Regions from separate parts of the Homo sapiens genome. Here all the other regions are linked to region 4. The links are chromatin contacts, found by Hi-C or POLR2A ChIA-PET in ENCODE. All regions are on one chromosome and are shown on one strand. Each heading gives the region's core, a stretch centred on a gene start or an enhancer-like site at or near the end of the contact. The rest is flanking DNA. Distances are from core to core; before and after follow the strand shown. Region 1 holds the start of MARCHF10-DT (MARCHF10 divergent transcript). Region 2 overlaps MARCHF10-DT (MARCHF10 divergent transcript). Region 3 overlaps MARCHF10 (membrane associated ring-CH-type finger 10). Region 4 holds the start of TANC2 (tetratricopeptide repeat, ankyrin repeat and coiled-coil containing 2).

Region 1 (4,383 bases), core at 1,661-4,160, 160 kb before region 4:
TTACTTGCTAAGTTACCTCTGACTTCACAATCACCTACCAAATAAAGGACTTTAAAATGCCTGTAATCCCAGCACTTACAGAGGCCAAGGCAGGTGGATCACTTGAGGTCAGGAGTTCGAGATCGGCCTGGCCAACGTGGCAAAACCCCATCTTTACTAAAAATACAAAAATTTGCTGGGCGTGGTGGTGCACTCCTGTAGTCCCAGCTACTTGGGAGGCTGAGACAGAAGAATCACTTGAACCTGGAAGGCGGAGGTTGCAGTGAGCCAAGATCGCACCACTGCACTCCAGAGAGAGACTCCATCCCCTCAAAAATAAAAAAAAATAATAATAATAATAATAAAATAATAAAAATAAAATTGCCTACAAAAGTCTCTCTTCCTTCCCATAAACTCTCTATTACATTGTATTTTACAATATTTAGAAACATCGTGGTGCCACATGTAATTTTTTATTTAAATACATCAAGTCTTCATGAGATTAAACAAATATTACGGGAACCAAGAAAACGGTATTAGTGTCAGACCAAGAAGATGGTGGGTTACCTCAGTATAAGCAAACATTCTCTGTGTTTGCTTGAAGTTCATACTGCACTCAGTCAGTTTGAAAAACTGACCAGGATGAACAAGAAACAGAAATAACAGTATGGAAATAAAACTACATGAGATAATGCTTAATTCATGGATCTCAGCTTTGTGGGCCTACTCAACCAGATGGCCACTTGAAGCCAAGAATTTTTCCCCAGCAAACACAGAGGGTTGGGGTGGGGGTGATAATAAAATGTGAGCAAGGCGCATGTTTCTAAAATAGCACTCTGTATTCTCTTCTATCGCTCACCTTTGAACTGCTTCTTAATTTAAAACCCACTCATGGTTATGCACACTTCTGTTTTAAGTCTTTCTGGTGATAATGTCTTGTGCCAAATCTGTGCTTTAGAAATCAACATAAGAAGCCATATTAAGTAGGGAGAGAGAAAGGAGGAGGGAGTTGGAGGCAGGTGGAGAAGGAAGGAGGGGGTCCTGCCTTGCTGAAAGCAAGAGCGAGTAATTCTTCTTGGCCTCAAAATTCTACATATCTGTGAAATTTTAATGGGGGAATATTCTAAGAACTTTGTGACATACACGTTCTTCTCTAGTGTAATTTTCCAGTGAATTCCAACCAAGTTTTCCTGACTGAGGGGAACAGAATCTGATTGCAGAATGTTTTTCAGTGCTCTAAAAGTCATGCATACGTACCATCCCTCTGTTTTATGACCACATTTGTCAAAAGAACTGATTTGAAGGAGCCTGTTCTTAATAACAATCAAAGTCTTATTGGTTTCTTACTATGTTCTCATAAGAGAAAGACATCACTAAAGTTAATATGCTGTTAAGCAATAAAGGAAATGTAAACAATCTAACCTCCTCCTTAGACGGAAGGTTGCTTTGAAATAAAATCTAAATGGCTATTGTTAATACCGGACAATCAGGCTCGAAAATTACTCCCTTTCCACAATTAGGTGATTGGAGAAGGATTTCAGGAGACCTTATTCAACCTTTTCCCCAATTGATTAATTTGTAATGTCAGACATTATAGGATTTGTTTAAATCTTAGCTCTAAAAAAAACTTTGCATTTTAAAGTCTTAGCTTATAAACATGTCTTGAGTATAAGCAACAAAGTTTACGATTTGGGCCCAATTTAAGAATACTGTGACTGCAGAGAAAAAGGGGGAATTGGTTGGGAAAGGTAAGGAGATCTTTCAACTCTTCCAGCCAATTTGGCTTAAGAGTTGGGGGCGGGGTGGAGGGTGGGGAACAGACTTGTGTTTGGCGGTGACTCTTCATTTTACTGTGAAACTAGGAGAGATAGGTGGTCACATTTCGACCATCAAGCCCAGAAGAGAGGAGAAACTCAACGTGTAATTGGGAAACTCTGGGGGAGGAAACGTCACAGGTTTGACAAGCAATTCAGTGCCATCATTAATAACAATATCCAGCCAGAGAAACATAACGAGACCCCTTCTTTACAAATAATTTAAAACATTAGCCAGACATGGTGTTGGCCTGTGGTCCCAGCTACCACCGGGAGGCTGAGGCGGGAGGATCGCTTGAGCCTGGGAGGTCGAGGCTGCAGTGAGCCCTGACTGCACCGCTGCACTCCAACCTGGGAGACAGAGCGAGACTCCTTCTCAAAAATAAACAAAATCAATATCGACCATTTCGCATTCAGAAGCCCAGTGGGCCATGGTCTGTGTATACCTTTTCTGACCAGTGGCGTCTGCAGGAAAGAATGTGGGTGCCAGTGAGCAAAGGTTCACGGTCTCCCCCAAACCTGTCCCTCTGAGACAGAAAAATGCTGGGGCTGGGGTCAGCCGAGGGGAGGGGACGGCCAGGCCACCGGATGTCAGGCCCGGTTTCCCTCCAGAATCTTGTAAGTCGAAAGGGAAGGTTGTCCCCCATCCTGGGAGAACTGGAGCGGAGCGGCGGGGGCGAGGGGGCCGTTACCTGTGGGTCTGCCCTTCCTCCCCTGCCGGGGCTACAGGGGTCGAGGGGCTGGGCGGGCGGGCCGGTCCAGGGCGCAGGAGCCGCCCATTAATTGCGCGGGGACGGCCCTGAGCTCCTCTTCCTCCTCCTCTTTTTGCTTCTTCACTCCCTACACCTGCCCCTCTTCCTCCTCCTTCCCCGAGGCTGCTTTCCGCGGCGCCGGCCGGCCTTGCCTGGGGCGGAGGCGGTGGGGGCGGCTACCGGGCGTCCTCCGGTTTCCCTAGCAACCGCGCCTCCCCGCCCCCGCGCGACCAGGTGCAGCCGCCGAGAGCACGGGGCGGGGCGGGGCGGGGCTGTGGCCCCGGGGTCCCAAGCCAGTCGTGGGCGCCCGCCGGTTGCCGTGGGAACGAGGCGGGCTGCAGTCGGGGAGTCAGAGCCACGCTGGTGGGCAGAGAAGAGATGCCCAAGGAGGAGGCGGTTGGCTTTGTCTGGGTGCCCAAGCCCAGACCCAGATATCCAGGCCTCTGCTCCCTTCCCTGAAAGGGTGCTGTGCTTCATAAAAAATGAGATTAGAAAACGAGAGAGGAAAATATTTTTAATGGAATCAGGGAATGTGAAAAGCGGTACATGCGAAGAGGAAAAGATACTGCAGTCCTGGAGTTCGACCTCTGCAGAGGACATCTGGAATGCTCTGGTCCAACACGAAAAAGAAGAAATAAGCGATGAAGCCAGGCACCCAGTCAGTGGCAGAACCGACATTAGAGCCCAGGCCTCTTCGTAATCAGTCGTCTTCACCCCCTTTCCAAGGAGAGAGGTGCTTAGAGGCCTAGACCAGGCCCTACAGCTTTGGAGCCAGGGCACCAGAACCGCTACTACCCTCACCTTCTCTGTGCCAGGTTGATTTCTTTCTTTTTCTTTTCTTTTCTTTTCTTTTTTTTCTTTCTTTCTTTTTTTTTTTTTTAGACAGAGTCTTGCTCTGTAGCTCAGGCTGGACAGTGCAGTGGCACGATCTTGGCTCACTGCAACCTCTGCCTCCGGGGCTCAAGCGATTTTCATGCTTCAGCCGTCCGAGTAGCTGGGATTACAGGCATGCGCCACCACACCCGGCTAGTTTTTGTATTTTTTTTTTTTTTTTAAGTAGAGACGGGGTTTCTCCATGTTGGCCAGGCTGGTCTCGAACTCCTGACCTCAAGTGATCCGCCCGCCTGGGCCTCCGAAAGTGCTGGGATTACAGGCATGAGCCACCTTGCCCGGCTTTGCCGGGTTGATGTCTGTCTGTGGTTCTCATGGGCAAAGATGACTCCCCTATTTACTTTGCATATTTAGGCTCTCAACTTGTCAACTGATGTCAAGTTAGGGTATTTTTGATTGAGTGGAGAGTAAGGTAAAGGAAGAATAGAAATTCTTGGAACTTTCATCAGTGCCCGGAATCCCTAGGTGTCTGTGGTTTGACCGTCTTCTCAACACCTCCCCTTCCCCCCATTCAGTTGGTGCCAAGTCCTTGGCAGCGTCACATTCTTCTTTCTATTCTTATCACTCTAGTTTTGGGCTCCATGACCTAGTTTTGGGCTCCATGGATTATTCTGAGGGCCTCCTGGTCACACCCTGGGCGCCTGTCCTCCACACCCTATCTTCACCATTTCCCCCATCCTATAAGCAGCCTACATCTAATGTTGCTGGCCCCCTGCTTAAAAAGCCCTGAAAGGTTCCTCACCGCCTGTGGAATGAAGTCCAAACTCGTCACTATGACTTTCCCTGTGCCCTCCCCCACAGTTTCCTTTCTTGGTTTTTCCCCTTCATCACTTCTTCACTCATACTTCAGCCAGATGGGACTATGTGTTACACACTGAACATTTTTCCTTGCCTTCACACCAGCTTCAAAGACATATCATGAGCTGGGCAGAGTCTAGACAAATGTA
Region 2 (4,319 bases), core at 840-3,339, 140 kb before region 4:
AGAGCAAGAAAGAAAGCAAAAGTAAAACAAAGTTGCAGTGAATGGGACTGGACGTTTAAATGTCTCTTTTAAATGCACTCACTATTTTGGTTCATGGTTTACCACTCGTATGTTTACTGCATGAGGGCAGAACTGGTGTGGCACATACATTGAAATTCTACCTCTAATGTGAGATAGAAAGCAGGGGGAACTGACCAGGAACCTCCACCTTATTCCCAGTCATAGCGTTCCACTAGGATTCTCCCATGGACCATATTTCAGTGTACAAAATTGTCATATTCACAGAAAGTACCACATTTGTTTCCCCAACCATCAGGGTTGTATAGTTACAGTCAGTGCCCTGTGCAGTAAAGACTGGCAATTGGATGTTTTTCAGACCTTCAACTTAGTTCATTATGAGAAGCTGTCTAAAAAAACAAACAAACAAGCGAACAACAAACTACAGTCTTCAATTAAAGGTTCAGAGGCCAGGCACAGAGGCTTATGCCTGTAACCCCAGCACTTTGGGAGGCCAAGGCAGGCAGATCACTTGAAGTCGGGAATTCAAGGCCAGCCTGGCCAACATGGCGACACCCTGTATCTACCAAAAGTACAAAAATTAGCTGGGCATGGGGTGGTGCTCGCCTGTAATTCCAGCTACTTGGAAGGCATGAGAATCACTTGAATCACCCAGGAAGCAGAGCTCACGGTGAGCCGAGATTACACCACTGCACTCCAGCCTGGGTGACAGAGCAAGACTCTGTCTCAAAAAAAAAAAAAAGAGGTTCAGAAAGTGGACACCTTTTAGCACTATCTAATAGAAATATGAGTCATATAAGTAATTTCAAATTTCCTAGGAATAATATTCAGAAAAGTAAAAGGAAATGGGTGAAATTCATTTTAATAACATATTTTACTAAACCCACTAAATTGAAACATTGTCGTTTCAACATGTAATGAATATTTTTTATTTTTAGAATCAGAGCCTCACTCTGTTGCCCAGGCTAGAGTACTGTGATGCAATCATGGCTCAGTCAACCTTGAACTCCTGGGCTCAAGCCATCCTCCCACCTTAGCCTCTTGAATAGTTGGGACTACAGGCCTGTGCACCACCACACCCAGTGATTTATTTTTATTTTTATTTATTGTAGAGATGGGGTCTCGCTAGGTTGCCCAGGCTGGTCTGGGACTCCTAGGATCAAGCAGTCCTCCTGCCTCAGCCTCTGGACTACAGGTGCATGCCACCTTGCTCAGCTAATTAAAACATTTTTTTTTTTTTAATGGAGACAGAGTCTTGCTCTGTCACCCAGGTTGGAGTGCAGTGGCATGATCTTGGCTCACTGCAACCTCTGCCTCCTGGGTTCAAGCAATTCTACCTCAGCCTCCCAAGTAGCTGGGATTACAGGCACCCGCTACCATGCCCGGCTGATTTTTTGTATTTTAGTAGAGACAGAGTTTCACCATGTTGCCCAGGCTGGTCTCGAACTCCTGAGCTTGGGCAATCCACCTGTCCTGGCCTCCCAAAGTGCTAGGATTACAGGCTTGAGCCACCACGCCCGGCCAACACTTTTTTTTTTTTTTTTTGAGACAGAGTCTTGCCACCCAGGCTGGAGTGCAGTGGCACGATCTCAGCTCACTGCAACCTCTACCTCCCAGGCTAAAGCAATTCTCCTGCCTCAGCCTCTCAAGTAGCTGGGATTACAGGTGTGTGCTACCATGCCCAGCTAATTTTTGTACTTTTAGTAGAGATGGTTCCAGCTACTTGGGAGGCTGAGACGGGAGGATAGCTTGAGTCTGAGAGGGTGAGGCTGCAGTGAGCTCTGATTGCGCCACTATACTCCAGCCAGGACAACAGAGTAAAACATTGTCTCAAAAATTAAAAAGAAAAAGAAAGAAAATGAAAAACAATGACCACACCTCTATATGTGTGTGTGTGTGTGTGTGTTTGTGTGTGTGTGTGTGTGTGAGAAATGAATGTTCTTTGCTGGCAATCTGACATACAGGAGAAATTAACAGAGTTAATGGCTATTCTGGCATCTGCTCCCAAGCCACTGAGACCACAGAATTAGAGGATGGGAAGGGACCTTGGAGATCTTGTTAACTGTGTCCTGGACCCTCATTGCAAGGAATCAGATTCAACTGGCCTAGGGAGGGGTCTAAGTATCAACATTTTTAGACGTCCCCTAGGTGATTCTAACGTAGGGGCTGGGCTCTAAATGCAGAAACATCCCTTTTGTTTTATAGGTGAAGAGACAGGGGCTAACTGAGGTCAGTGACTCATCTTACAGCTTGTTAGAGGCAGAGTGAAGCCCGGAATCCGGATATTCTTCTCTACCCAGCTCACACAGAGGACATTTCCATAATACCTTCATCATGGGTCATTCTCTTGCTTAACCCCAGAGTTGCTCTCATTTTGAATTGAGACACATTCCTCCGCTTAACCTAGCTTAGACACAAACTTCAACAAACTTCTCTGAACCCTTACTTGCCAAGAAAATCTTCAGATCAGTGAAAACATTGAAGTGATTCTGGTCCGGGACCATGGCTGTAAATGCCTCCCATTTTAGACCCAACTGGGACCTGACACCCTATACTGAATATAGAGTTTAATTAGAGGGTACAGGGAGGGGCCCCAAAGAAGCAAACACTTGAGTCTGATGAGTCTCATTGATGCACAGCCTAAGCCAGAGTGACCCATTAACAGGGTCTCACACTCAGATATATCTGAGTTCAGAGCAGGTAATGCATGTGAGTAGTGTGGGTTAGGTGGGGGCTCTGGCCCAAGCTCCTCCTAGCTATGCGGGGAGGATGCAATGCAAGTCCAGTCCTTCCAATTTCTCAAAGAAGTCGCAAATTTGGGTTTTTGTTTGTTTTGGTTTTTGTGAAAAACCCTGTTTTGTGAATGTTGGCAACTAGTTTGATTTTTAGAAAAACACTGTAAGAGTCAAATAAAACCCACTCGTGAGCTATATTCTGCTTGTGAGGCTTCAGAATACATCTTTTAGATAAGTCCAAGACTTTTTTTTTTTTCAGATGGTCTCGCTCTGTTGCCCAGGCTGAAGGGCAGTGACACACAGATCACTATAGCCTTGACCTCCTGGGCTCAAGCCATCCTCCCATTTCAGCCTCCCGAGTAGCTGGGATTACAGACATACACCACCAAGGAATATGACTTCATCATATTCAATATCGAGTTTTACTGGTTTCTAAAATGTTGGCCTAATACCATCATGTAGGTTGAGCATCCCTAATCCAAAAATTCAAAATCCGAAACTTTTTTTTTTTTTCTTTTTTTGAGACAGAGTCTTGCTCTGTCGCCCAGGCTGGAGGGCAGTGGCACGATCTCAGTTCACTGCAAGCTCTGCCTCCCAGGTTCACGCCATTCTCCTGCCTCAGCCTCTTCAGTAGCTGGGACTACAGGAGCCCGCCACCACGCCCGGCTAATTTTTTTGTATTTTTAGCAGAGATGAGTTTTCACCGTGTTAGCCAGGATGGTCTTGATCTCCTGGCCTCGTGATCCGCCCGCCTCGGCCTCCCAAAGTGCTGGGATAACAGGCGTGAGCCACCGCGCCCGGCCCAAAATCCGAAACTTTTTGAGCGCCAGCATGACACCACTAGGGGAACGTTCCACACTCGACGTCATGTGATGGGTTCAGTCAAAACATTGTTCCATGAACAGAATCATTAAAAATATTGAATAAAATTACCTTCAGGGTATGTGAATAAGGTGTATATGAAACATAAATGAATTTCGTGTTGAGACTTAATTCTATTCTCAAGATAGCTCATTTTGTATACAGAAATATTCCCAAATCTGAAAAATATCTGAAATTCGAAACACTTCTGATCCCAAGCATTTCAGATAAGGGATACTCAACCTGTCCTTACCTTGCCTTAGACATTGTGAAACTGATGACAGTCAACACTGGTACCAGAAGGAAAAGTAATTCAGAAGTCCCACCTCTGTTCCCCTTTTAAATGTTACTCATTTTCTCACTTTCCACTTTATTATTTATTTTGGGTGAGGCACTTGTGATTTTTTTTTTTTTTTTTTGAGACAGGGTCTCACTCTGTCACCCAGGCTGGAGTACAGTGACACGATCATGGCTCTCTGCAGCCTTGACCTTCCCAGTCAAGCTCAGGTGATCCTCCCACCTCAGCTCCCGAGTAGCTGAGACTGCAGGCATGCACCACCACACCCGGCTAATTTTTGTATTTTTTTTTTTTAAGACAGGGTTTCACCAGGCTGCCCAGGCTGGTTTCGAACTCCTGGGCTCTAGTGATCCACCCACCTCAGCCTCCCAAAGTATAGGCACGATTCCACGACTCCCAGCCATAAA
Region 3 (4,314 bases), core at 1,094-3,593, 240 kb before region 4:
ACCCAGGTCAACCAGCAGGCCTTGCTTACACATCTCACAGGTCTTCACGGCACCAAGATCTGCTCCTTAAATTGGATAAAGAATTATATGTACATATAACCATGGGTCTGTTTGTGTTAGCACTTTGGACAGGTGATATTTGGGGAGTGAACTTGTGTGTGTTATGAATTCTGAGCTTCAGTGACCTTCCTTTAAAGCCAGCCATCTTCTGTAGAAAATGACCTTGAATCTGAGAGCTGAAAAATTTCCTTTGTAGTCATCTATTATGCAAGCTTCATAGAAGTGAAATTCCCACGACTTTTAAATAGCAGATCTTGCTTTCTATTTAAATATAAACAGGATGGTTCATAAACTTGGAATTGCTGCACAGAGGCTAAGAGTCTGTAACACAGGTGTTTGTAAAAAGAGTGACTATTCAGCTTTTTTTTTTTTTATTGTAGACCCAACACAGGTCCAAGTAAATAAATTAGTGAGGACCAAAATAGATGGCAGAAGCTATTCTCGATCAATGGCTTAAAAATCTGCCTTTACTCCTGCCCAGGTAACATTGCCACCTGAGAACAGTGAGGGAGCGAGGGGCCAGGTGTGGGTACTAGTTACAGTAGTACCCAGGGCCAGCTCATCAGCCTGAGCTCAGACTCATCGGGGAAAAGGAATATGAGAAGGCTTCCTTTGTTGCTGTTTTTATAAAAACAGGCATTCTAGATCAGCATTTTTATCCTATTCCCCAATGCAAAAGTGGAGGATGCAGAGCTGGGCTGTTATGTCTAAGCAAACATTCTGCCAGACAGTTTCTCCCCCTTAGTTGCGGCTTTTGACTAATGATGTACTGGTGTTTATTTTATGCATTAGAAAATAAAAGACCTATTAGTTACCTGCATGTATTTGGTAAAAATAGGGCTTGTGCAGTTTCATACCTCCATTCTATTTCCCCACTGGGGATATAAAGAAACAGTAAATAATAGAGACTTTCAAAGGGCAAGGATGAACAGGAAGTAATCCCTTATCTGCATTTTGTTCGCTTGACTTTTTTTTTTTTTTTTTTTAGCGTCATTCAGTAACGCTTTAGGCTACCAAATGTCCCATGAGTCTTCCGATCGAATCCTACTGAACACACCCATACAAGCGTTGACATTTATGAGCATAGCAGCATTTTCATGACATGTTTCACAGGTAACTTTTTCTGTGTTAGATGTTTAATTGGCCCAAATTTCTAGGAAGATAAAGGATTGCATGGCAGAGTCGTTAGCAACCAAAATCTACTCGTTTTCTTCCCTCTCTGAAGGACTGAATATTTTGCTCGTTATATGGATATGCGTTTAAGCATCTTGATCAGTGGACTTATATTTCTTATGCTAGGGAAGTTGCATAAAACGGGCTCCATGGATGACACAGTAATATGATTACCCCACGTGTTCATTCTCTGATTCCATGGTGTGCTGTCCTTGGTGAGGGGGCGTGGCAACACCTCATGGGGACAGGGTAAAGCTCTAAGTCTCCCTGCAGCCTGGATAGTGACGGCTAAGGAGAAGGATATGGAAGACGGGGAGAAATAGGATCTGGCTGTGGGGGGATATGTTTTCAGAGATGTGTGTCTGAAAGAAGCCGCAGCTATTTTCTGATCAAGTTGCTCTTTGCACTGATGTTCCATGCATTTTTTTTTTTTTTTTGCTTAAAGTTGATCTCATTCCTAAAGCCATGCTTTAAAGAAACCTTCTGTTCTCTGCCCAGAAAACTACAGCCGACCTACCGATGTGGTTGTATTTAGGTTATAACCTGCTCAGGGAGTTGAGAAGGTGCCGCACACCCAGTTATAAGATGCTAGGGAGCTGACAAAATCAGCACATGGAAATTTCTTTATCTAATATGGTTCTAGACAATCAGATCAGCACTCTTATCCCTATTGCTAAAAGGCAGCTTTGTTTAGTTTCTTAGGTGACCCCCAAATAAAAGGAAGTAGGATGTGTGTGCTGGGGGTCTCTCATGAGGGACCTTCTGAAGTATTTTGCTGGGTGTCTGCTAGCTGGGCACGGCTACTGTGTGTCTGCTGAGCTTCCACCGCTGACCCACTTCTATTTCCTTCCTCCTGAGAGGCGATCTTAGCATCTCTGCTCAGGCCTCAAGCAGAGGTAGAATTCAATAGCATTTGTTCCCAGGAGTCTTCTCTCAGATAAAAGCAAAAAACAAAAAACAAACCAAAACAAAAACAAACAAAAAACCCCCAACTCCCTCCCATAGTTTAAAGACAGCTTTTATGAGCAAGGATCTGGAGCTCAGCCACGTGTCCCTGAGTCGCTGTTCTGCGGAGGAGAGTGAGCTGATGACAAGGCTCCGGGGCCCACACCGTGGTGCCTCATGTTAATTACATGTCGTGGCACGTTCACTGCACTTCCTTCCCCACCTACCTGATGTTATTTTCACTTTCAGCCACTTTTTCAGGCACTCTTGATGAACAAACTGCAGGCTTCCCACACAGCCGCAAGGCTCCAGGAGGGGGTTGCTTGGGGAACCCCCGGCTATCTGACAGATGCGACACAAGTCTCCCTCCTCCTCGGAGTCCTCCTCCAGGAGACTAAATGTGAAAACAAGCCCTCGTGACCAGGAGGCTACACGTTTGCAGTTTCTACAAATACCAGTTCCCAGAGCATTGACAGAGAAGGAAGAGGGCTCCTGGTACTCACCCGCTGCCCCCTCTGACCCTAGTGAGATGATTTTTGATAACACAGGCACAAATTCTCTCTTTTTTTTTGAAACAGAGTCTCACTCCGTTGCCCAGGCCGGAGTGCAGTGGCACAATATTGGCCCACTGCAGCCTCAACCTCCTCAGGCTCTGGTGATCCTCCCACTTCAGCCTCCCAAGTAGCTGGATTACAGGTGCATGCCACCACACCTGGCTATTTTAAAAATTATTTTGTAGAGATGGAGTCTCACGATGTTGCCCAGACTGGTCTTGAACTCCTGGGCTGAAGCGATCCACATGCCTTGGCCTCCCAAAGTGCTGGGATTACAGGTGTGAGCCCCTGGGCCTGGCTGAGGCACAAATTCTTGTAACAGGCTTCTTTGCAATTGTCAATACGTGTGAGCTGACATGGAGGACCAGCACTGCCACCATAAATCAAGAGGTAAAGGGAAATGGCTACAGAATCATTTTCAAACTGGAGTCAAGGCCAGGAGCCCCTCTCCCTGCCAGGAAGTTGGTGGGGGTGGCATACTGGTGAGTGCATGGGATTCGTGGTCAGGGGGCCTGGGTTTGAGGCCAGCCTCTGAAACTTGTGAGTTGTGTGACTTTGGATAAGTTCCTTAATCTTCCCAAGACCCTGTTTCCTCATCTGTACAATGAGGGTCATGGTGATAACACCACTGCCACCTACTTCCTAGGGCTGTGGCCAGGCTGGCTACGTGTGACAATGAGGAACCTGTTCTGCAAACTGTAAAGTACATCTAGTGTCTGGCAAGGTGTTGTGCACAGAGTTCACTTAATAGATGTTGGTTTAGGTGGATGATGAACCAATAAACCTGGACACAATCTCCCGAATAACACCACACATGCCAACAAATGACATCAGCATTCCAGAATGTAAGCGGCTGGAATCTGATGAAGATAAGAACTAACGAAAATGTAAGTAAAGATATTTGTGTCTAATAAATGGTGAGTGAAGAATAGCTGGTCGATGTTCATGTTGGGAGGTTTTAAGAAGCCTAAGGCTATTTTCTTTTCTTTAGAGTCCTCACGGGACTGGGGGCCATCTGGTCAAGGAAAGGAAACTGGCTAGAGACTAAAATCAAAAGAGGAAGAAATGGACATTGCTCTGGATGGAGAAATATATGCTCAATTTCTTGAAAGACTTTTTTCCCCATGAAAGGGCAGCTCAGTGTAAAGAAGCAGAATTACAGTTTTCCATTATGGACATTCTCAATAACTTAAAGACATTTTCAACATTCAGACTTCAATACATTTCAACATAATTTCCATATTTTCGTAAGTAATCAGGAAGAACATGTGTACATGGGAGTGAGTGCTCCAACTGGTGAAGATAAACTAGAGAGAGATCTTGCAAGTTTGAGAAGGTAGGCAGAAAAGTGGTAGAAGATTATTTTTTGTTGTTGTTGTTTGTTTTGAGATGGAGTCTTGCTCTGTCACCCAGGCTGGAGTGCAGTGGCTCGATCTCAGCTCTCTGCAACCTCTGCCGGATTCAAGCGATTCTCCTGCCTCAGCCTCCCGAGTAGCTGGGATTATAGGCGTGCACCACCACACCTGGCTAATTTTTGTATTTTTAGTAGAGATAGGGTTTCACCATGTTGGCCAGGCTGGTC
Region 4 (4,545 bases), core at 1,556-4,055:
CCTGGACACTGCCCACATGAAAATGGGATTTGGGAAAGGTTGGCTAAAAGAAGTGGTGACTGATCTTTGGAAGTATGGTGAGGACAGTGAGTCAGAGTTACTCACTTTATCAGCGCAGGGGACCATGTGGGTTACAGCTATCAGATCTTACTGTGGGTAAATCCAATAAAGAGCTCTGTTGCTAAAATTGAACAATTACAGTGTTTTTCTAATTTCCAGGAAAAATGGGTTTAAAGGTTTTCATTTTGTGAATTATTATTAATTTTTTGGTACTTCCTACCTTGTAAAAAAGTTGCAAATAAATTTAAAGAGAAAAACACAGACATATTATTTCTTAAAAACACATTATTTTTTGGCTGGACACAGTGGTTCACGCCTGTAATCCTGGCACTTTTGGAGGCCAAGTTGGGTGGATCACATGAGGTCAAGAGTTCGAGACCAGCCTGGTCAACATGGCAAAACCCCATCTGTACCTAAAATACAAAAATTAGCCAGGGGTGGTGGTGTGTGCTTGTAATCCCAGCTACTTGGGAAGGAGGCTGAGGCACAAAAATCGCTTGAACTCGGGAGGCGGAGGTTGCAGTGAGCCGAGATGGCACCACTGCACTCCAGCCTGGGTGACAGGTCGAGACTCTATCTCAAAAAAAAAGAACAACAACAACAACAAAAAGCCCCCATTTTTTTATTATGTGATTATGTGGAGATTTGCATAACCATAAAATTGCCAGATTTAGTGCTTGTAAAATTGTGTCAATTCCATATGGCAGAGTTAAATCTATCTGTATTTCATGATGCTCCACGTTGAGCACCATAATTTCTAGAGACTGCCACCTGAACTAGTTTGAAAACCAACATTACACCCCTGACTGCCTTTTGTTATTTCTCAGAGAAGGAATGTTATTAGCCTCAGTGGAACTCGCAGGGAAAGGCTTAGATAGAAAGTAATCTTAAAAAAAAAAAAAAAAAAGACCGAAGGAGAATTAAATAGGGTAAATTCAAGTGTAAGAAGGATAACATAATAGCTCCTGTTTCCTGAGTCCTTATTGTGTAACAGGATTTGTGCTAAGTATTTTCCAAAATTTTGTTTCATCTTTACATCCATCTGTGAGGTAAGTATTAATATCACCCACGTTAGACAGATGAAGAAAGGAAGGTCCGGAGACCTGTTCAAGGTCACACAGCAGGTAAGTGTTGGGTGACACTGAGATTCAAACTGAGGTTTTCCGACTGCAGTGATGATGACATTGTAATGCTTCTTTGTGTGTATGTGATTTTAAAAAACTGACATGAAGTGCACAGATCTTTTTGCATATGTATACACCCGGGTAACCATTAAGATATTGAATATTTCCAGCAAACCAGAAGGCTCTCTCCTGTCCCCTCTCAATCAATTCCCCTGTAAGTAATCACTACCTTGCCTCTAATACCATAGGTAGATGGGTTTTCATTAGATTAATCTAACTTTCTGGAGTTAACACCAAAAGATTCCATATGTCAGCCCTTCACCTTGCCATGTTAGCTGTATTATTCAAAGCTGCTCTAGCTCTGACTTTGCAAGCATTCACTGTAAAGAAGAGCTGTTGGATGGACATGTTCATATCCAGTTTCTTGTATTGTTCTGAAATTAATACTAATTTTTGAAAATCGAAGAAACTCCTGGATGAAGTGCTACAGGATGGGGCAGATTAAAGTGCTGTTATCAAACAAACCTCTCTACCTTGGAAGCGCCACAGACAGAGCTTCCTTGATTGATGTAATTTGGCGCATCTATTTCCAATCATGTCATCTGATTAAGAAGTTGGATGACCACGAAAGGTCATCTCAGTTTATGGAAGGGAAGGCGAGCCGGGCAGAGTTGGTAACGGTGATTGCTTCGCATCATCTTGCAGCACGCGATGATGTTTATGTCCCAAATACCTCCCACAGCCGACTTGCTGTTTTATGATAGGAGGGAAACAGTAGAGGGGAAGAAGATCTAGGTGGAGGGTGAAATATGACCTAACATCGTTCGACGAGGTATTAATGTGGTGGCTTTCCCGCCCTTGTCGACCAGCTCTTAAAACCACGCTACTTCTTAGTCAACCTGGCAGTGACAGAAGCAGCGCCACGACTTTACCTCAGGTTTGCAAGCTGTGGTTGGTGAATTTTCAGCCATTATTCTAAATAACAGTCTCGGTCTCCCCACAAACCCCACTGTTGTTTTGTTTTTCTTTCTCATTCTGATTCTCCCCACAGCCAACCGTGGCCTTTTGAAGTCGTCTACAAACTACCACTGAGAATCCGGGAAAGAATAACTGACACTTGTAGGCTTCGAGGACTCTCAGAGTGATATGTGCCTGAGGTGACCGAAGTGGGGGAGATCTAGGAGAGCATTCCGGTCATCAAAGCAGGAGGACAGGCCCTGAAATGGGCGCACGTGACAGCAGCAGCCACCTCGAGAGTGACATCACCCCTGAGGGCGGAGCCCAACTATGTAGGGCCTTGTCAGTTACCGAGCGTCCTCCCTGCTGCCCCTCCAAATGCCACCCACAAGTCCGAGCCCCCCGGGGATACGAGAAATGCCAGGACATCCCAGAGCGCCAGAGCCAGGGCCCCGTCTCTCCGCGCGGAGGAGGGCTGCGTCCCCACTCCCTCTTCCAGCCGTTCCCCACCCCCAAACTGTGGAAGGGGCGGGGGCGCGCGCGCTCCACCACGCACGCGCCCCCACGCACGCGCGCTCCCTCCGCGCTCGCGCCCCTCCCCACCCCAGCCCGGAGGGGGCGGGGCTGCGGGCGGCCTCAGAGGGTGCGACGCCCCCAGCGCGGCGGCGGCGCTAGCGAGCGGCCGGCGGGGCGCGGGTTGCTGGGCGCGCTGCTCCGGCGGGGCCCGCTGGCACAGCCGCCTCGCGCGAGCCGCCCGCCCGGCGGGGGAAGCTGCGAGCGCTCCGAGCGCCCGGCCTAGGGCCGCTGGCGCTGCCCTCCCGCCGCCACCGCCCTCCGCGCCTCCTTCGGGCGGCCCCGCCCCCATTCCCATCCCCCTCGCGCTCACCTCCCGGCTGTGCCGCGCGCTAGGCGGAGCGAGGCGCCCGCCGCCGCCGAGCCGAGCCGAGGGGCGAGAGCTGGCCCCCGAGCCGCCGCTGACAGGAGCACCGCCGCGGGCTGCGCTCGCCGGCTGCGAGGCCCCGCCGCGCCGTTCCGGGGTGCAGACTCGCCGCGGGGCGTTGGAGGACTGCGAGGTGCTCCGGGAATCGCGGGCGGCGCCGGCGGGCGGCGCGGTCCTCACAGGAGACCCCGGGGACTGGGGCTTGACCCGGAGGTGCAGAGAGCCCCTCAGAGCGGCAGGTAAGGGGCCCGGGGAGCAGGGCGAGGAAAGGTCGCTTCAGTGACAGGGTCGTTCGCCTCCACAGCCTCGGCTCCGGGGAGAGGGGCGGGGGCGAGCGGGGAGACGGCGAAATGGGCAGCGAAGTGCCTCGGTGTCCAAGGCGTGGGGAAGGCTGGCTCCGAATATGACACCAAGGCGGGCTTCAGAGGCGTGTGGGGTCGCCACTTGGCTGTCACCGAAGATGTCATGGAATTTGGTACCTAGAGCGTCTCTGGATGACGGGGACCAAGGATAAGATGCGAGGCGGATTGCTAAACGTGGCAGGGAATGTGGTGCAGAACGAGTTGCAAAATGTGCCCCCAGAATGCAGCATAAAAGTAGTTGCGAAATGTGCCAGGTAAGGCACAGGATGGGCTGGCCTCTGTGGCGTTGAAATTCATGGTCGAAGTGTTATTAGCGATATTAATAATTCCTCTGGGAAAGGAGGTGTAGCATAATAAAAGATTAATAAGGCTCATTGCTAGATATTTTGCCATAGGAAATCGGGAGGAGCTATGATAAGCTATTTTTTTTGAGGTAGAGAAAGTAACCACGTGAAAGAAAAAAAGCAAATTGTGTCTGGCTGTGAGATTGGAAAGAAAAAATAGGGCTAAAATAATTCCAGGTTTTGCCATCAGCGTGTAGAGCATTGGTACAATTGTATCCAGTCTTCATTTCCAGGTGTGGAATGTTTAGAATGGTCTTCACAAAACATAAACAATGATAATTAACATTAGGAAGAAGATTTGGTGTTTCGGGTGTCTTTCACTCTCTTCTCTGCTCCTCTCCAGGAAAAGAAACAAACAAAACCCCAAACGTCTTGACCATAATTATGAGTTAAAGATCATTAGGCAAAGGGAAGTATTTTTCGTATGTGCCCTTTTCCTGATTTTTACACAGGTGAAAATATCTGTAATGAGGAAAACAAAGCAGTGTGGTGAACAAAAGGGATAGATTTTCAGGCATTTTGAGGGGTTGGAGCCAGTATCTATCACAATGGTTAATTATAGAGAACGGCAGTACTAAAATATTCTTGTATGTTCTTGGTGTTGGGATGGTGAAATAAAAAAAAAAAAGAATACAGTAAATTGGCATAAAAAGCAACAACATGGATACTGTCAGTGGAGTGCTTCTTGCAGCATTTCCCAGGTAGATCCTCTTAGGGATGTGAGCACGAAATAAAACGTTAAACATTCTCTTTCTCCC

Evidence for each region. Hi-C counts contacts between places; a loop is a spot of excess contacts on that map. ChIA-PET counts read pairs that join two places held with the same protein, here RNA polymerase II (POLR2A). Pooled maps may share reads with other maps.
Region 1: a loop to region 4 is called in a map of heart left ventricle, with 2.2 times the contacts of the local background. The contact joins the promoter of MARCHF10-DT here to the promoter of TANC2 in region 4. A Hi-C loop is called at or near these places in 10 of 168 maps with a recorded cell type or tissue (Calu3, IMR-90, PC-3 and 7 more) and 12 of 50 pooled maps. POLR2A ChIA-PET finds 5 or more read pairs at or near these places in 4 of 52 experiments (A549, BJ, MCF 10A and 1 more).
Region 2: a map of mammary epithelial cell shows a loop between it and region 4 (9-fold over the local background). The contact joins the enhancer-like site here to the promoter of TANC2 in region 4. A Hi-C loop is called at or near these places in 16 of 168 maps with a recorded cell type or tissue (Calu3, IMR-90, MCF 10A and 12 more) and 11 of 50 pooled maps. POLR2A ChIA-PET finds 5 or more read pairs at or near these places in 7 of 52 experiments (A549, H1, HEK293 and 4 more).
Region 3: a map of CD4-positive, alpha-beta T cell shows a loop between it and region 4 (14-fold over the local background). The contact joins the enhancer-like site here to the promoter of TANC2 in region 4. A Hi-C loop is called at or near these places in 20 of 168 maps with a recorded cell type or tissue (B cell, CD4-positive, alpha-beta T cell, CD4-positive, alpha-beta memory T cell and 14 more), 22 of 37 single-sample maps with no recorded cell type and 17 of 50 pooled maps. POLR2A ChIA-PET finds 5 or more read pairs at or near these places in 18 of 52 experiments (A549, AG04449, BJ and 14 more).

What each region holds. Positions count from the first base shown.
Region 1 is chr17:62,805,592-62,809,974 of GRCh38, forward strand. MARCHF10-DT (MARCHF10 divergent transcript) reads left to right here and starts at 2,911. Exons shown (of 2, transcript NR_135634.1): 1 at 2,911-3,360. It overlaps MARCHF10 (membrane associated ring-CH-type finger 10), which reads right to left and starts at 2,723. Exons shown (of 11, transcript NM_152598.4): 1 at 2,486-2,723. RefSeq lists a silencer at 2,612-2,761.
Region 2 is chr17:62,822,687-62,827,005 of GRCh38, forward strand. The region is part of intron 1 of MARCHF10-DT (MARCHF10 divergent transcript); the gene reads left to right. Among named protein-coding and RNA genes, the nearest start is that of MARCHF10-DT, 16 kb to the left of the region's middle. RefSeq lists an enhancer at 2,459-3,195. Within about 2 kb of position 2,090, at least 4 of the 41 ENCODE cell types and tissues checked have a DNase peak (open chromatin) inside an H3K27ac peak, as active enhancers do; they include PC-3, PC-9, Panc1 and 1 more, where a contact is called at or near this core.
Region 3 is chr17:62,722,533-62,726,846 of GRCh38, forward strand. It overlaps MARCHF10 (membrane associated ring-CH-type finger 10), which reads right to left. Exons shown (of 11, transcript NM_152598.4): 7 at 2,406-2,572; 8 at 1-65. All of the region lies in intron 2 of MARCHF10-AS1 (MARCHF10 antisense RNA 1), which reads left to right. Among named protein-coding and RNA genes, the nearest start is that of MARCHF10-AS1, 18 kb to the left of the region's middle. RefSeq lists an enhancer at 2,397-2,476. Within about 2 kb of position 2,344, at least 8 of the 41 ENCODE cell types and tissues checked have a DNase peak (open chromatin) inside an H3K27ac peak, as active enhancers do; they include B cell, CD4-positive, alpha-beta T cell, CD8-positive, alpha-beta T cell and 3 more, where a contact is called at or near this core.
Region 4 is chr17:62,963,430-62,967,974 of GRCh38, forward strand. TANC2 (tetratricopeptide repeat, ankyrin repeat and coiled-coil containing 2) reads left to right here and starts at 2,806. Exons shown (of 28, transcript NM_001394998.1): 1 at 2,806-3,320. RefSeq lists a silencer at 2,693-2,882.